Linked DNA regions of Homo sapiens: region 1 is linked to region 2. Evidence: chromatin loops called from intact Hi-C (ENCODE). Cell type or tissue: PC-9. All regions are shown on one strand.

What was found. A loop is a pair of places that touch in the nucleus more often than their neighbours do. Peaks named below come from ENCODE experiments on the same cell type or tissue, not always from the same donor. Only the 100,000 strongest peaks of a DNase experiment are listed, where the experiment ranks them.
Region 1: it touches region 2 in a loop (32-fold over the local background); 6 of 110 quality-filtered maps call a loop at or near these places.

The regions. Positions count from the first base shown.
Region 1 is chr11:76,512,282-76,514,781 of GRCh38, reverse strand. EMSY (EMSY transcriptional repressor, BRCA2 interacting) reads right to left here. Exons shown (of 22, transcript NM_001300942.2): 11 at 1,247-1,396. Among named protein-coding and RNA genes, the nearest start is that of EMSY, 69 kb to the right of the region's middle. In PC-9, CTCF peaks have their summits at 1,250 and 1,449; no DNase peak of the experiment used is centred here; H3K27ac peaks cover 416 bases.
Region 2 is chr11:75,895,923-75,898,422 of GRCh38, reverse strand. The region is part of intron 5 of UVRAG (UV radiation resistance associated); the gene reads right to left. Among named protein-coding and RNA genes, the nearest start is that of UVRAG, 82 kb to the right of the region's middle. In PC-9, CTCF peaks have their summits at 1,190 and 1,393 (motif pointing left); a DNase peak (open chromatin) is centred at 1,382.

The sequences.
Region 1 (2,500 bases), 620 kb before region 2:
GGTGATGCCAGGGACTTCAGAAAGTGGGGAAATGAAGCATTATTGTTGAATGAACACAGAGTTTCAGTTTCGGAAGATGAAAACGTTTTGGAGATAGATGGTGTTGATGGTTATACAACAATGTGAATGTACTTAAGGCCAATGAACTATATATTTGAAAATGGTAAATTTCATGTTATATATATTTTACTGCAATTTAAAAAACAAAAGAAAGCACAGGTTTTGGAGTCAAACTGGTTCAATCCCCAGTTCTGCCTCTTTTTGGCTACATGACCTTGGGGAAGTTGCTGAAAATGGAGATAATAAAGCCTAAAGGATATGAAGTGCAATGTCTGTAATGACCTTTACACACTGGCCAATAAATGACAGCTTATAAGCTTGAGACAGGTATCATTTTACACTATTTAAATTCTGTCATCTAAATACTAGCCATCCTCAAAAAGTTTGGTTAAAGAGTCATACATTTAAAATAACGGTAATGGCTAATTATAATATTAATAGTGACAACTATTGAGCACTATGCCGGGGACTTTCTACATACCTGATTTCATTTAGTACTTATAATAACGTTATGGCATAGGTATTATTATCCCATTTAAATAAACAAGGAAAAAAACAAAAACAAATAAACAAAGAAAAACATTTAGAGAGATTAAGTAATCTGCTCAAGGTCACATTTTAGATAGTGTTACTATCCAAAATGTTCAACACTGTCACTTCCTCCAGCATATGCTGGTTGCTTGCCTATCAGGGCACAATACCATTCTGTGCTTCCCTCAGTCTCAGTAACGCTTACTAAACTGTAATGTAACATATACTCTTCTCAACTTCATCAGAGTGAAATCCTTGTGGGTTGGGACTGTTTTAATTCATTCAGCAAATCCTGACTGAGCACCTACTTACAGACTAGCTCTATATATGTGGTAAATAAAAAGGATATGGTCCCTTACGCTCACAGAGCTTATGGTCCAATAAAAGGAACAATATCAAACAAATCAATATACAACTAGATACCTAAGAAATTATGGGAAGTGCTATAAAGGAAAAGAACAAAGGATCATTAGAAAGAATAACAAAAGAAAGTTAACGTCAGGGCAGTCAGTAGGGGTGTGAGAATCAAGAAAGGCCTCTTTGAAAAACTGTCCCATTAATCTCTATATCCCAAGTGTCAAGCATATTGCTGGTACAGAGAAACTGTTTGATGAATGTATGATGAATAAATGAACTGATGCTCAAGAGAACTTACCAGTAGGAGTGGTTACCAGTTTAGTTGTCATAATTGCACCATTACTGCTAACCACCATAATAGGGGAATTGCTACTGGTGGGTAGAGTTGCTGTCACTGGTTTGGGTAAGATTTTACTTGGTTGAACCTGTTGTGTGATGATTTTAACACCTTTGAAAGAAGAAAGATAAATCTCAGCACAAATTATTTTTAAATACATGTCCCTTATACCAACCCAAGAGGGCAGTAGTCACACACATTTACTCAGTCTTGTCTAAAGAGAAGTTTTTTTTAATACTGATGAAACTCTAAACTTTTATTCCTCAAATTCCTATCTTTCTTAGTTTATTTCTCATTTCAGAAATGCAACTAAAACATTGCATTAACAAACTTCATAAAGAAAAACAAATCTTTTGTCTATGATTGTGTTATACAAGAGCTTTCAAACCAAATTATCCACTGGACTTGACTTTACAGGCAAATAATCCTTTCCATACAAATACTTAGGATGAAAGGACTAGCATAAGAGGTCAGAAACAAAAGGTAATGTGCTTTTATGTATCCCCAACTTCGCCAAAATATTCACACAACTCCTTAAACTTACATAAAAGCTGTTGAAAATTATAAAGACAAAGAACATTTTTTGTTTGAATTTTTTAACTGCCTTCTTTTAAAATAATTTTTAATAGCTCACTTTGTCAAATACAGGATACAAAAAAAGATACATTATTATTCTACCTACACAAAAAAATGTGTGTGGACAAGAACTTGAAGGTGATAGGCAAAAATAAAACTAAAGTGCTAGGGTGGTGATTTATGGTTTTTTTTTTTTTTACATTTTCTAAATTTTTCTTTATAATGCCATAATTGTTACATTGACTTTCCAAATGTAAACATTCTTTTAACCCTTTTCCCATTTAGAAAAAAAAAAAGTGTAGCTTGCTGCCTGCATTCATTTAATTTTATATAAACATGCTCTTTGAGGCTGAAACAAATCTGAGTGATTTTCAATGTGAAAATAAAATATAAAAACTGTTTTTGAGAACTATGTTAACATCACACATAGGAATGCTAGCTTCTAGGATTTGACATTTTCAGCAATTGAGAATTACTATATTTTGTAAACGGAAATACCACTACTAAAAACAGAATGCTATAAATAGAATAATGTCTTTTGTTTCCAAAGTCAATATACTAGAGCAATGCAAAAATAATAATCAAAGCAAGATATTTCCTGGCAAAGTTATCTTGGGGTAAATGCTACAGCTGCAAGCA
Region 2 (2,500 bases):
ACAATTCAAAAAACTACAATAAACTCAAGAGCTACTAACAGAGGTATGTCAAAAGGGCTTCAGGAGCAAAGAGAAAGGGGCAATTCATTGTACAGAAATGATTAAGTCACGGAATGAAAGGAAGTCACTTTGCCCCTCTGTGACTCAATTTCTTTTAAGCAAATAATGATAAATTGGCCCTACCTTCCTCTAAGGTTGTTATAAGGCTGGAATAAATGAATTACAGACAAAACTCTAAAGATTAAAGAGCTATGGGCCAGGCGCAGTGGCTCACGCCTGTAATCCCAGCACTTTGGGAGGCCGAGGCGGGTGGATCACGAGGTCAGGAGTTCAAGACCAGCCTGGACAAGATGCTGAAACCCCATCTCTACTAAAAACACAAAAAAATTAGCCGGGCGTGGTGGCAGGCCCCTGTAATCCCAGCCACTCGGGAGGCTGAGAGAGAGAATTGCTTGAACCCAGGAGGCGGAGCTTGCAGTGAGCCGAGATCGCGCCACTGCACTCCAGCCTGGGTGACAGAACGAGACTTGTCCAAAAAAAAAAAAAAAAAATTAAAGAGCTATGAAGGTAAGTATATAGATATATAGAGATAAATAAATTATAGCAGCTGGTAGCTCATGCCTGTAATCCCAGCACTTTGGGAAGCCGAGGTGGGCAGATCACTTGAGGTCAGGAGTTCGAGACCAGCCTGGACAACATGGTGAAACCCCATCTCTACTAAAAATACAAAAATTAGCTGGGTGTGGTGGCGGATGCCTATAATCCCAGCTACTCGGGAGGCTGAAGCAGGTAACCGATTGAACCTGGGAGGCAGAGGTTGCAGTGAGCCGAGATCATGCCACTGCACTCCAGCCTGGGTGACAGAATGAGATGCCATCTCAAAAATAATAATAATAAATAAAATAAATTATAGCTATGTCTAAGTTATCATCTGTAGCATAGAGCTAACTTGCCATGTCAAGTTCAATAAATCATGAGCCCCCTGAACGTCAGTTTTTCCATCTACAAAATAAGAGTGTTGGGCTAGATAACTAATATTCCCTGCGGTGTTATCCAGCTAATTAGGATTTTCTTACTTTTGAGATGAGGAACCTAAAACTGAGAGAAGTTAAGTGATTTGCTAAGCAACACAGTACCAGAACAAATTGAAAAATATAAAATAAGGAGTTTTCATTTGTTCAGGCTTTCAAAACAGATCCTGAAACTTTTTATACCTAAATCTTCAATCTCAGCCTATGTACTCGAGACGATCAAGTTATATGGTTATTTTTGTGAAATTCATCACCAAATTGCTATTTCAATATCTTGGGTTTCTTTCATCCACAAAGATTTGCTCCTTTTGACTTGGATTCTATGCCTGCTCTAATTTTTTCCATTAAAGTGAGAAAGTATTGCCATCTACTGGACTCTAAAGATATTACCGCTGTAGCTTCTAGTCAGAAAAATGAAATTCTTACTTGTATCTCTATGTATCTATATACTTACCTTCACAGCTCTTTAATCTTTAGAGATTTGTCTATAAGTAATTTCACTCCAGCCTTATAACAACTGGTCTAATGCTTTTGCACCTTATCAATAGCACAAAAGTTGGAGTAATTATGCCAATATGAGTTACATAAAAATAAATACCAAAAGTTGAGGCTGGAGGTAACCCAGGGTGGAACAAATATCATCTACTCAAGATTTTTATTCTCAATGATTGCTGTGATAGCCCTAAACACAGCAAGCATTCACCTTCATTCACTAACAAAGTTTTACTGAGAGCCTACTACATACCAGGCACTGTGCTAGAGATATAGTGTTAATACAATGGTAAGCATTAGAGATGTAATTCCTCTTATCATAGGATTTAGAGCCTAGTGAGTAGAAGTTTCCATTTACTGGAGTAATAGTTGTCAGGAGTGCCTATAATTAAACTTATATCAATCTGACTCCAATATCCATATTCCTAACGACTAGGACTGTGCATTCATAAAAAGCAGCTGTCAGCAGTCCCACAAAAGACGAGTGGTCACCAAAATGAAATAAAGGCAAAGATAATCTTACCTGTATACATTAAAGGCAAAATCCTGAATAGGGATCTGAAAGATTTCCAGCTTACTGACTCAACAGCTTTTTATTTATCATCCTCCCCTAATCACCATCATAGCGGTTAAACCCACCTAGAAAACCCCTGTAGAAATCTCTAAAGGTCACCCAGCCTTATTCACCAACCTCCACACCAACTTCAAGGTATAACAAAGCTCCTCTTTGCTTCCCAATAGTCACCAAACATTAAAACCTCTTCCTGAAGTGCTCTTCAAATTATTTAAGGTTCTGCTATAACTTACCTGCATTATCTGCAAGATGCAAACAAATGACACCAAAAACAATTTTTCAAACTAAACTCATTTGTAAACTGCATGTCTTCTGGAATATATACTGTCTTATCTCCTCAACAAAGAAAATAAATTTTGAATCCATGTCTTATACTTTTGTATCCCACAGTACCTAGTTTAAT